Linked DNA regions of Homo sapiens: region 2 is linked to region 1. The links are chromatin loops, found by intact Hi-C in ENCODE. Cell type or tissue: psoas muscle. All regions are shown on one strand. Links, peaks and the distances in the headings refer to the core of each region. The heading gives the core; the rest is flanking DNA.

What was found. A loop is a pair of places that touch in the nucleus more often than their neighbours do. Peaks named below come from ENCODE experiments on the same cell type or tissue, not always from the same donor. Only the 100,000 strongest peaks of a DNase experiment are listed, where the experiment ranks them.
Region 2: it touches region 1 in a loop (2.8-fold over the local background); 2 of 110 quality-filtered maps call a loop at or near these places.

The regions. Positions count from the first base shown.
Region 1 is chr14:57,221,917-57,229,153 of GRCh38, forward strand. It overlaps EXOC5 (exocyst complex component 5), which reads right to left. Exons shown (of 18, transcript NM_006544.4): 13 at 392-500. Among named protein-coding and RNA genes, the nearest start is that of EXOC5, 43 kb to the right of the region's middle. In psoas muscle, for the core only: no CTCF peak of the experiment used is centred there; no DNase peak of the experiment used is centred there.
Region 2 is chr14:56,610,473-56,617,709 of GRCh38, forward strand. TMEM260 (transmembrane protein 260) reads left to right here. Exons shown (of 16, transcript NM_017799.4): 7 at 1,773-1,813; 8 at 5,472-5,555; 9 at 6,711-6,825. Among named protein-coding and RNA genes, the nearest start is that of TMEM260, 34 kb to the left of the region's middle. In psoas muscle, for the core only: no CTCF peak of the experiment used is centred there; no DNase peak of the experiment used is centred there.

The sequences.
Region 1 (7,237 bases), core at 1,893-4,392:
AATTTTAATTTGAATCTATTTTTTTCCAGACTTAGTTTTTAATACTTCTCTTTCTAAATTTTACATTACTCAATTCCCCAATCAGAATTGTTTTCGCCTTCATTTTGCTCCTCGACATTTTCTAACTTACAGCATTGTAAGACATTGTGTCATACATTGTAGTGACTTAAGTAGCTTATTATTCTATTATGCCATATGTAAACAATATGAGAGAACCATTCAGTATAGCTTTCAGCACCTGGCAAATCCTTGCATTATAAAAGCTCAAACTTCATTGCACCGAACTGAATTTGAGACACAGAGATGATTATAAGCAAAACAACATTATGCATATAGTTTAACCAAGCAGAATCAAAAGAATTTAACACAAGTGTAACACAAATATACTTACCAGCAAGTCCTGTTTCCAAAGCATAATCAATATGCTCAATACATAAAAATTCCACAAGAATGGTAAAAATTCTGAAGGCATTCCTTGGTAAGTCAGAAGGATCAGAGAGCTTAAAAACAAAAATCAAACAATATCACTCCTCAAGTCTACCTTTTGAAAATGCCAATTTTTTTTAAGCAATCAATTTTTTATAGGATGTAGTCAGTGTTTCAGGTATGAAAATAACTCACAGCTCCCCCCATACTGCGTGTGCATGCACAAATACACACACACACAATTACAATGCTCCATATTTATCTACAACTCTCCTGACTTAGAGTAATGTTTTTCAAACTTGGATTGCAATCCATTAGTGAAATCCAAGTATACTTTCATAAAATGTATACCCCCATATATATATATATATACCCCCATATATTATATACACACACATATATATATACACACACACACACATATATATATATATATATGTATACACACACACACATACACACACACATACATACATACACAGGGCTAACATGTAAAATGCATTTCTTACTGTGGGCCAAAGAGGTTTGAGAGCCACTGACTGAGCAAAGAACAGTCTAGTAAAACTCAGAACAAAAAGAATTCTTTGTTTTACTGGGGAGTAAAGATGGAGAAATTAATAACAGATGCACCATAAAATATAACTGGTTCAAATAATGGTTTTACCATTTCCTGATTAAGTGAACCTTTGAGATGTTATTTAACCCCACCATGCCTCAATTTCTTCATTTGTAAGATGGGAATAGTATTAACAGTACTTACATTCTAGCCTTGAGGTAAGAATAAATACGAAAATAAGCATAAAGTGTTTTTAGCACAGTATTTGCACATAGTGAGCTTACAATATTCATTTTGGCGCTGCTGTTGCTGTTAAACTAGCTATTTAGTAAAATTATTAGTTATGCTGGGAAAATAAAATCCTTTTTTAACAGTCAAAAAATTACTCCTGACTTCTTATAATTGCTTTCTATATTATTTATACATTGATTTCTGCTTCTGTCAAACCTATTTGTAGTCTTAATTCATGTGTCCTCTTGGGGTTAATACTTATTATCTGATGTATTAAATTAGAAGTTGATAGGAATTCTATAACCCCCTTTGAATTCCCACTGATTATAAATACTGATTTGGTATTACTCAGCTTCCTTCCTGGTCTTATTAATACTACCCAACCTTTACCCCTCCCTCATCAGTCTCTCTACTCCAATATTCACCCTCCTCCTCTAATCACTGATGCTCAAAAAATGCTCTTACCTTCTTCACAAGCTATTCTTACATTCCTCCTATTTACATCCAAACATCCATGAATAATAGACAGAAGAGGCAGATGGAAAATTGGTAAGGATATAGAAGACTTGAACAACATAATCAACTAAGCCTAACTGACATTATACAATACTCCATCCAACAACATCAGGATATATATTTTTTTCAAGTGCATACAAAAAAGATGGACCATATTCTGGGCTAAAAAAACCACAAGTCTTAATAAATTTAAAATGGGTTCACATCATACAAAGTAAATTCTCTGACCACAACGGAATCAAATTTAAAATCAGTAACAGAAAGACATCTAATAAATTCCTAAATATTTGGAAACTAAATAACATATTTCTAAATCACGTTTGGGCCAGAACAAATCAAAAGCAACATTAAAAGGATTTGAACTGAATAAAAATAAAACACAACATACAAAAATTCTGGGGATGCAGCTAAAGTAGTATTTACAGGGAAATTTGTAAGACAAAACACCCGCATTAGATTAGGAAAGAAGAAAGTTCTCAAATCAATGACCTCAGCTTCCACCTTAGAAAACTAAAAAAACAGGGGGTTTGGGGTGAGGGGTGGGGATAAAACCCAAGTAAGCAGAATAACAGAAGTAATAAAGAGTAGAAATTGATGAATACAAAACAGAAAAACAACAGGGAAAAATTAATGAAACCAAAAGCTGGTTCTTCGGGGGGAAATAAATCAGTAAAATGAATAAATCTCTAGCCAGATTGATCAGAAAAAAAAATAACACAAATTACTAATATTAGGAAAGTGGTGACATCACTGTACGCATTCTACAGCTATTAAAAGGATAAGAAAATATCATGAATATAATTTTATTCCAACAAATTCAACAACTTATGTGAACTACACAAATGCTTAAAACATACAAACTACCAAAGTGGACTTAAAAAGAAGTGGATAACCTGAATTGTTCTGTATCTACTAAAGAAGTTGAATTTGTAGTTTAAAATCCTCACACACAAAAAAATTCAGGCCCAAATGACTTCACTTGTGACTTTTACCAAAGAAAGAAAGAAAGAATACCAATTCTACTCAAACTCTTCCAGAAAATTGAGAGGGGTGGTGGAAATATTTCCCAACACATCCTATGAGGCCAACATTACCCTGATACTAAAACCAGACAAAGACATAAAAAGGAAAAAAAGCTGGGCGTGGTGGCTCACACCTGTAATCTCAGCACTTTGGGAAGCCGAGGCGGGCGGATCACCTGAGGTCAGAGGTTCAAGACCACCCTGGCCAACATGGCGAAACCCTGTCTCTACTAAAAATACAAAACTCAGCCGGGCATGGTGGTGGGCGCCTGTAGTCCCAGCTACTTGGGAGGCTGAGGCAGGAGAATCGCTTGGACTGAAGAGGAGGAGGTTGCAGTGAGCCGAGATCGTGCCACTGCACTCCAGCCTGGGCGTCAGAGTGAGACTCCGTCTCCAAAAAAAAAAGGCCAATATCCCTCATGAACACAGATGTTAAAATTCTTTACAAAAGTTTAGCAAACTTAATCCAACAATATATAAATATGACAAAAGGTCAAAGGTCAATTGATGACCAACTGGAGTTTATCAAAGAAGAAATGCAAGGCCAACATTTGAAAATCAATCACTATAATTTACCATATTAACAGAATAACAAAGTTTTGCATAACATCTAACATCTAATCCTCATAAAACCACTCAGCTAAGTAGGATAAAATAATTTTCTCAATCTGAAAAAGAACATCTATGAAAAACCCAATTAGTATCATACTTAATGGTGAACGATTAAATAATTTATTCTTAAGATCAGAAATAATGCAAAGTGTTCACTCTCATCACTTCTATTCAGCACTGTACTAGAAGTCTGGCCAGTACAATAAGGCAAAATAACAAATAAAAGACATCTATATTGGAAAAAATAAGTAAAACTGTATTTATGGGCTGATAATATGATAATCTACACAGAAAAGCCAGTGGAATCTACAAAAAAAAAAAAAAGGCAAATAGAACTAATAAGTGAGTTTAGTTAGGTTGCAGGTCTGAACCCAAAAGTATCTGAGACAAGTCTCAATCAATTTGGAAAGTTTATTTTGCTAAGGTTAAGGACATTCCTATGACACAGTCTCAGGAGGTCCCGCCAACACATGCCCACCTAAGTTGGTAGGGGCACAGCTTGGTTTTACACATTTTAGGGAGACATGAGACATCAATCAATAGGTGTTATGTACAGTGGTTCTGTCCGGAAAGGCGGGACAACTTGAAGGGGTGAGAAGGTGCTTCCAGGTTACAGGCAGATAAGAGACAAACAGTCGTATTCTTTTGAGTCTTTGACCACCCTTTCACTGAATATACAATTTGCATGTCAGAGGTGGGTAGAGGAATAATCACTTGTGCCTTAATCTGGCTCGGTGAATCTACATTTTTACATAAACAATAGGACAGAGGAAGCAATCAGATACGCATTTCTCTCAGGTGAGCTGAGGGATGACTTGAGTTCTCTCCTTTGTCCTGCAACTGTGAAGATAAGTTATCAATTTACATTGCCAAGGTGAAATTCAATAAAACTGTTTTAGGGGAAAGATCTTGAGGCCCACAAGGAATTCCTATCTTACTTAGGAATAAAATGGGAGGCAGGTTTGCCTGATGCATTTCCCAACTTGAGTTTTCCCTTTGGCTTAGTGATTTGGGGGTCCAGAGATTTATTTTCCGTTCTCACAGGATATAAGAGCAATATATAGAAATCAACTGTATTTCTATAGACTAAGTAAGTTAAACTAGAAATTAAATATAAATCTTAAAAAGACCATTTACATATGCTTATAATGGCATCAAAATATGTGAATTCTCCCCAAATAGAACTACAGAGTCAATGTAATTCCAATCAAAATCTCAGACTTTTTCAGAAACAGACAAGCTATTATAAGACATAATACAAAATGATTTATATAAAAATGTTAGAGGACTTAGGACTTACACTACCCGATTCAAGACTTATTATAAAGTTACAGCAATCAAGACAGTACAGTACAGGCATAAAGACAGACCAATGGAACACAAGAGTCCAGAAACAGACCCACATATAAATGGTCCATTGATTTTTGACAAAGGTTCTACAGTAATTCAGTGCGGAAAGGATAGTCTTTTCAATAAATGAAACTGAAACAACTGGATGCCTAATTGTAAAATTATGAACTTTGATCCACAATACTGTATAACTTAACTCAAAATTGATTATACATCTTAACATAAAGCCTCAAACTATAAAAGAAGAAAACATAGGAGGAAAACTTTGTAACCTTTGGTTAGGCAAAGACTTCTTATATATGACACCAAAATCACCATCCAGAACAGAAAAGTATTATTAAATTGGATGTCATCAAAATTAAGAACAGCTATCCTTAGAAATACTGATGAGAATAAAAAGATAAGCCACAGGCAGAAAAAAAATGTGCAAATCATATCTGATAAATTGTAACAATATAGAGTGCTCCAAAAATAAAACACACGATTGATTTAAAAATGCACAAAAGATCTGAACAAACACTTCACCAGAGAGTATATATTGACGGCAAATAAGCACATGAAAAGATGCTCAACATGAATCATCACTGCATTAGGAAAATGAAAACTAAAACTATAATCAAATATCACTACACACTATTAGTTTGGCAGCTTCCTAAAAAAAAACCATATGATTCAGTCATATCAATACTAAGTATTTTTCAGATTTATTCATGTTGACACATGTAACTCTACTTCACTCATTTAAATTGTTGTATAGTTTTCTACTGTATGAAAAACACCAGTTTAACAATTCTCTTTTTCATGGACACTGAGAGTTTGCTTTTAATTTTTCACCATGAAAAAAATGCTGTTATGATGTTATACATATCACATGAACCTATGAGTTTCTCTAAGAAACTGCCAAATTAATCCTCAAAATAACGGTACCAATTTCACTCCCATTGGCGGTGTGTGACAACTGCTTATTGCTCCACTTCCTTAACAACACTTGGTCATCAGACTTCTTAATTTATCCCAACCTAATGAATAAGTTGCATTTCCCTATTAGTGAGACTGAGTATTGTACTAGTGATTTACATTTTCTTTTTGTAAACTGCGTATGCGTATTCTTTGACTTGTTTTCTATTGATTTATATTCACATGTATAATTTACTGTCTCAATATAAATACAGATTATATACATCAACATAAATAATTAAGACTGCCTCAACTCTCAATCCACTACCTAAAAGCCAAGTATCTCAGTTCTTTATTTGCAAACTAACAACCTCACAGGGTGGTTATATGATGAAATAAGTTTACATACATATATATATACACACACACACACACACACACACACACACGTATGTAAACTACATACAAACAAGATATATATACATACACACACACACACACACACACACTTAAAATGCTTAGAAGAGTGGCACTTCTCAAAAGAAGACATTTATGCAGTTAACAAACATGAAAAAAAGCTCATCATCACTGGTCATGAGAGAAATGCAAATCAAAACCACAATGAGATACCATCTCACGCCAGTTAGAATGGCAATCATTAAACAGTCAGGAAACAACAAATGCTGGAGAGGATGTGGAGAAATAGGAATGCTTCTACACTGCTGGTGGGAGTGTAAACTAGTACAACCATTGTGGAAGACAGTGTGATGATTCCTCAAGGATCTAGAACCAGAATTACCATTTGACCCAGCAATCTCATTACTGGGGTATATACCCAAAGGATTACAAATCATTCTACTATTAAGACACATGCACACGTATGTTTACTGCAGCACTATTCACGATAGCAAAGACTTGGAACCAACCCAAATGCCCATCAATGATAGACTGGATAAAGAAAATGTGGCACATATATGCCATGGAATACTATGCAGCCATCAAAAAGGATGAGTTCATGTCCTTTGCAGGGACACAGATGAAGCTAGAAACCATTATTCTCAGCAAACTAGCACAGGAAGAGAAAATCAAACACCACATGTTCTCACTCATTAAGTGGGAGTTGAACAATGAGAACACATGGACACAGGGAGGGGAACATCACACAGTGGGGCCTGTTGGGGGGGTGGGGGACTAAGGGAGGAATAGCATTAGGAGAAATACCTAATGTAGATGAGGAGTTGATGGGTGCAGCAAACCACCATGGCACGTGTATACCTATGTAACAAACCTGCATGCTCTGCACACGTATCCCAGAACTTAAAGTATAAAAAAAAAAAAAAAAAAGGAGTGTCTGGAACATATTATGTACTATAAAATTATTAGCTACTATTATTTGTTTCATACAATCTTTTGCTAGTAGTATCATTTACAAATACTTTATCACTCTGACTTATCTGTTTATTTTGCTAAACTGTGTTTATTAGAGAGGAAAATCTAAGTTTTAATGGAGCCAAATCTTCACTCTTTCCCTTTGATGTTGATGCTCTTAAAACATTGTTCTTTCCCTGATGCACCATTTCTTCATGAGAAAAGTCTAACTGTCCCTTTCACATCTTCATTTAATCCT
Region 2 (7,237 bases), core at 3,202-5,701, 610 kb before region 1:
ACCTCGTGATCCACCCTCCTCGGCCTCCCAAAGTGCGGGGATTACAGGCGTGAGCCACCGCGCCCGGCCAGTGAGGTTTTGTTTCTTAAATGAATGTTGGATCTGTAGATTTTTAAAAAGCTCTTTGACCCTTAAAGATGTATTATATATGTTTTTTATATGTAGGAGATGTTTCATAATAAAAAAGTATTAATTATTTTGACTTAGAGAGTTTGATACTTTACATTTATATTCTGCTTTAATTATTTTGGTTATTCCAGAAAAATATTGTCTGAAGACCATTCTAGATTTCAAATTTATATAATTCATACATAATTGTGAAATTTTAGATGAACAAGTTATAATGAATTTTAATCAAAGTGCTCATAAAGAGCTTAAGGAAAGTCTATAATGGAAGTATAAAAAGGTTATTAATTTATTAACATGTAAATCATTTTTGCTGGAATAGTTTAACTGATTTCTAGCCAAATATTCTTTTCTTTCTTTCTTTCTTTCTTTTTTTTTTTTTTTTTGAGACAGAGTCTCACTCTATCACCCAGGCTGGAGTGCAGTGGCGTGATCTCGGCTCACTGCAACCTCCACCTCCTGGGTTCAAGTGATTCTCCTGCCTCAGCCTCCTGAGTAGCTGGGATTACAGACATGCACCACCATGCCCGGCTAATTTTTTGTGTTTTTAGTAGAGACAGGGTTTCACCATGTTGGCCAGGCTGGTCTTGAACTCCTGACCTTGTGATCCGCCCACCTCGGCCTCCCAAAGTGCTGGGATTACAGGTGTGAGCCACCGCACCCAGCCTGCCAATTATTACTTCTAAAATTCTTCCTAAAGGGTGGCCAAATTAGTTTTCACTGACTTCTGTTTAAAAATTCAATAAGACTCTGAACTAAAGACTTTGAGTGAAGAGAAATGATACATTGTACATTTAAAACCTGTGTCTTTTAGACATACAGCCAAAAAGCATATGAAAAAGTGCTCAGTATCACTAATCATTAGAGAAATGAAAATTGGAACCACAATGAAATACCATCTCACACAAGTCAGAATGGCTATTATATGAAAAAGTCAAAAAACATGCTGGTGAGGTTTTGGAGAAAAGAGAATGCTTATACACTGCTGGTGGGAGTGTAAATTAGTTCAGCCATTGTGGAAAGCAATGTGGCGATTTCTGAAAGAACTTGAAACAGAATTACCATTCAACCCAGCAATCCCATTATTGGCTGTATACCCAAAGGGATATAAATTGTTCTGCTCTAAAGATACATACACACGTATGTTCATCACAACACTATTCACAATAGAAAAGACATAGAATCAACCTAAATGCCCATCAATGGTAGACTGGATTTTTTTTAATGTGATACATATACACCATGGAATACTACACAGCCATAAAAAAGAATGAGTTAATGTCCTAAGCGAACTAATGCAGGAGCAGAAAACCAAATACCACATGTTCTCATTTATAAGTGGGAGCTAAACATTGAGTACACATGGACACATATGTACTTAAGGGCAGAGGGTAGGAGGAGGGAATGGATTAAAAAAACTACCTATTGGGTACTATGCTTATTACCTGGGTGATGAAATAGTCTGTACACCAAACTCCCTTGACACGCAGTTTACCTGTGTAACAAACCTGTAGAGGTACCCCGAAACCTAAAATTAAAAAATTGTTTTAAGAAAACCCGAATCTTTTAAGATTATTAAAATACAATAGCCTAATAAAGCGTCAGTTTAATGCTTGTGCAGATAAACTTTTGTCTTTTGTGTTTAGGCCAAATCTGAAATAGGATCCAGTATGTCTGAAATACTGCTGTGAGTATGAAATATTTGAAACTACTTTAAAATGAATTCTCTATTAGTTCCTTTAAGTGATTTTAGGGATTTCTGAGTTCATCTCTTTGTAACAAAGTATGTCTGAGAAGTAGTTGTTACCTCTACAGTTAACAGTTGTTTGTGTTTACAGTTGTCCCTCAGTATCCATGGGGTATTGGTTACAGGAACTCCTAAGGATATAAAAATCCATGGGTGCTCAAGTCCTGATATAAAATGGCATAATATTTGTATATAACCTATTTACATCCTCTTGTATACTTTTAATCATCTCTAGATAATTTATACCTAGTATAATGTAAATGCTATGTAAATAGTTGTTATGCTGTATTGTCTAGGGAATTATGACAAGAAAAAACATCTGTATATGTTTGTACAGACAGTTTTTTCCCCAACTTTTTTTTTTTTTTTTTGATTTAAGGTTAATTGAATCCATGGAGGCAGAACCCATGGATACAGAGGGCCGACTGTACTGTCAAATATTTTTAGCACCTCCTTCACTAAGATAGAGCTTAAAATGAGCAATAAACACAACGGTGAATATTAGAATACTATATAGAGCATTTATAGAACTAAAATGTTTCAACCTTCAATTGAACAACTATTTTCTTGTTATTTTGGATTTTAGTATTTCAGAGTTTAATTTATGTAATGTCTCCTATGACTTCTTTAGGCTATCCTTGCCGTAAGCTCTATCTTTGGCTTACATATTTTTAACATCCAACCTTATTAGAGCTGGCTTAAGCAAATATATTTTCATGTATATTATTTAATAGTGTTCTTTGAAAACTGGGTTAATATTTGCTTTAAAACCTACAGATTAAGACAAGTGGAAAGATATCCATACCAACTTGATACAAAATTTTGGAAGAAAATAGGTTTCTACAACACTAAAGTGATGTCCTAACTAATTACTAATTTGGAACTCTTGGGGCTGTTTGAAAAAAAACTATGAGGAGAATATTTCAACTTTATATGTGAGGCAGTTTATGAGTTCTCACAGTTTCGGTGTAATTTACTTAATAGCTTGCTTTCTTCCAGCCATCCTTCCTTGCTTTCTTTTTAAACAACTTCTTTTTTCTACTTCAAAAAAGGTACATAAGCTTTATAGAAAACTTAGAAAATACAGGTAAGCAAAAATAAGAAAATTAAAACTACCTATAAATCCAACATGCAGAGATAACCACTGTTATTAATCTGTTAATGACTATATTTTTCTAATATTTTTAAGATTTTTATTTCTTTTTAAAAGTAGGATCATAGTAAACATACTGTTTTATTAGCCTGCTGTTTTTCACTTTACATTATATCTTGGAAATACCTCCTTGCCATCAGTTACTTTCACGTAACCTTTTGATGGTTCTCACCATTGATTGTAAATATTTCTTTTTATGTGTGAGACTTTTGTGGCTTTCTCATTTTCGCTGGGGGAATGTAACAAGAAGCTCAGTTTTCTTTTCAAAAATAAAAATGGCACTGAGTGCGGTGGCTAATGCCTGTAATCCCAGCACTTTGGGAAGCCAAAGTGGGAGGATCGCTTGAGCCCAGGAGTTTGAGACCAGCCTGGGCAACATAGTGAGACCCGTCTCTGCAAAAAAAAAAAAAAATTTTTTTTTTGAGATGGCGTCTTGCCCTGTCACCCAGGCTGGAGTGCAGTGGTGAGATCTCTGCTCACTGCAACCTCCGCCTCCGCCTCCCGGGTTCAAGTGATCCTTCCACCTCAGCCTCCTGAGTAGCTGGGATTACAGGTGTGTGCTACCACGCCCAGCTGATTTTTGTATTTTTAGTAGAGACAGGGTCTCACCATGTTGGCCAGGCTGGTCTCAAACTCTTGACCTCAGGTGATCCACCTGCCTCGGCCTCCCAAAGTGCTGGGATTACCAGAGTGAGCTAACACAACCGGCCTACAAAACATTAAAAAAAAAAAAAAAAAAGGCATGGTGGCATGCACCTGTAGTTGCAGCTACTCAGGAGGCTGAGGTGAGAGGATCGCTTGAGCCCAGGAGGTCGAGGCTGCAGTGAGCCACCTTCATGCCACTCCAGCCTAGGCAACAGAGTGAGACTCTGTCTCAAAAAATAAAAAAATAAAGATAAAGACAGTCAAATGTCATATCAATGTCTCTGAGCTTTCATTTTATTCTGCTTTGCTCCATGCAGAAGGACTCACTGCCTGCTCTTTTCTATCTACCTTCCAGAGATTGTTACAGCATTAAGGATAACTGGTATATTTTGTCTTAGCAAACCCTACATGAACTCCAAAGAACTCTTGAGAGTAATCCTAGACCATATGTCTAACTTTTATTAGTTGCACATAAAAGTCATCTATTGGGACCCTTAAAGGCCTCCTTTACATTAAAATAATAGCAGGCTGTATACCCAGAAAAAAGACTTGACAAAAGTGATGACCACTCACACCCACACTTCTGTGTTCTGTGTGGACCAAGTCATCATGTAGAATGAAGGCATAATCTTAGCACTCCCTGAATGAGAATGTCTAGTCTTTAATAGTTTCAGGTGGGCAGGAACATTGAAAAAGGCAACTCATAATTAACTTATGAGAAAATCCTTCAAAATGATAGAAGCTAATCATCTACCCTTTTCCAGTCAAGCAAATTAAATTTTTTCCCCATGCATATCTCTAAATTGCAATCCTGTACAAGGAAATTATTGAATCTAACCTTAGGCAGTGACCATCTTTTAGCGCTTACACTTAAGCAATAGATCTCCAAGAATAATTTTGAGACTGACTTCATTCCTTTTGAAGAATGGTTTGAAATGGGCCTCATGCTGGAATCAATTTTTTCAAGTGTATTTGAAAATGAGTAAGGATATCTTCTCATAGTAGATGAGTCTTCATTAGTAAAATACACATTGTATGGTTTCTATAATTATGGTATCACATTTTCTCCAGTAAAATTGCCGGTAGGGAGAAGAAAGTTCTTTGAGATGATGTATAGAGTCATTTCTTTTTTAACAATTGGAGACAGCTAGAGCAGAAGCTATTTTAGAACTCAAATTTTAACACCTGAAAATGCATATGAGTTAATGGAAGAATTTAGTTTATTTGTAGGAAAAAAACATAATACATTTCTCTGAGATTGCTTAAATGTTTTTTGAACCAAAACAAATAATATAGAAAACAAGGAAACCAATTAAGGAAAAAAATAACCCACAAAAGAATGGCTGGGAATTATCTCTCATGGCCTTTATTTTCTTCATATTAGATCTCCAGAAATCTATTTGAATTAATTTTGTTATCATTTGCTAAATCACTGGAGGCCATGTCTACACTGCCAAGAGAAAAAAGTTCAAAAACTCATTTCAAACAGCTTCCTACCAAACCAGTCGGGGATATTCTATACAGTATACCAATATAAAAAATACAGAAGAATTATTTGTTCTGATCCTATTCCAAATTATATAAGTTGATAACCAAATGTTACCATTGGAAAACGTCTTGGAACTATTTAAGTCTTTCTATTGCACTTTTTCTTCCAACTTTAAAAGACAAAATTTTAAAATCTGACCCCAGCCCTTGTGATTGTTCAGTATATAATCAATGGTATCTTACAAGGACTATTTTATTTGGAATCAATCAAATTTGTTTCCTGCCAACAATAAGTTAGATTGTTTTTTGCAGTTCTCAAGTAACAAATATGAGGACCGAACTCTCATTCAACATCCAAGCCCTTGCAGTTTGTGCAAATATATGTTTAGCAACAAAGTAAGTAATACAATTCCTTTTTCTGTTATTTTTCTATGTTCATGAATTGAATTAATGTTTTCAGTATGTCGCTGTAGGACATTGCCAGTATTATTTTATACTCCAAATAAATGACTCTCCTAGCTGTCTATTAAGATAAACGTGTATTGCTTTCTTCTATTCTGATTCTAAATAAATCAATGATTTCAAGAAATTGAGCATTATATTACATCTAAGTAGACAGTCATTTGATGTCCTAAACTTCAGGTTTGATCCCTTAACTCTGCTATAACCGATTATTATTGCTGATTTTAAAAAGAAGCAATAATTTAAATTCCTCTGATGATAAAAGTGATCCGATGACAAAAGAAACCCTGAAAAATGTAGCACTGTAAATCTCCATTAATTTATTCATTTATGATCTAGTCTGTTGAATGCATTTGTATGTAAATGTATATTTGTACATTTATCTATAGTTTTGTTTACTTGACACAAACATTGTGAACATTTTCTCATACTATAAAAATACTTAAAATCATTTAAATGTCTATATAATAGAACATTCTATGACCACAGGAGAATTAATTTAACTGTTCTTCTATTGAGAGGTCTTTAGATTGCTTCCACTTTTTCCACTATTATAAGTAATAACAAAGCATTTTTATGGATTAATCTTTATTTACATTTCTGGTTATTGCTTAAAGATTTATGCCTGCATGATAAATAACTGAGTCAATGATTATTAATATTTTTAAGGCTTCCGATATAGATATTATCAAATTAAATTTTCTGAAGGATTATACTAACATATATTGTCATACCACTGCACACCAACATTGAGAGTTATCGTTCTTAAATCTTTATTATTTCAAGCATGAAAATGTTTCTATTTTGCCTGTATTTGATCACTTCTGAAATTTAACAAAATCAGTAGTTTGCATTTCTTCTGTGAATGTTAGCTTTATATCCTTTACTGCGTAGTCCCAAGTTGTAGTTCAAATTTATTATTATATTTTGGTTATTTGTTTCAACTCAGATTTTAAAAACCGAAATCTCTCTTTGCTCCTAGTTAAAAATGGAAAGTTTTTATAGATCTAATAGTTTAAAGTCCTGTGATATTATATTTGACATTCATGTATCTAAATATTTTAGACATATTTTTATTATTTTTTGTAGGGACAGACAGAATCCATCATTAGTATGGCTTTTTACTGGAATGTTTTGCATTTATTCATTGTTCTTTGCTTGGAGAGCAAATTTAGATATTTCAAAACCACTTTTCATGGGTGTGGTAAGTTTTACTTAGATATATCCTTTGACCAGAAAGTTTGTGAAGAATGTGCAAATTTGCATTTCATAAATCTTGTAGAAGGGCAAATTACTTGAGGAATAGTTAAAATTTTATATACATTTTTATAAATCAAAGTTGAATTATTGAGTCAATACAGCTAAGGCCTCTTTTTAGGATAAAAAGAATGCAGTGTTTAACACAGTTGTTAAATAGAAAAGTAAATGTAAAGTAGATTTAAGTCATTGTATGTGTGTGTGCTTGCAAATATAGGTACAACTGCATTTCTCCTGGAATTTTTTTAACAGCAAAAGAAATATGAATTGTAATTGAGGGCACTTAACAACATATTTCCTTATTTCTTACCTCCCCAGTCCCAGGCCTAGGCAAAAGAGCAACCGTATTTCTGTTTTCT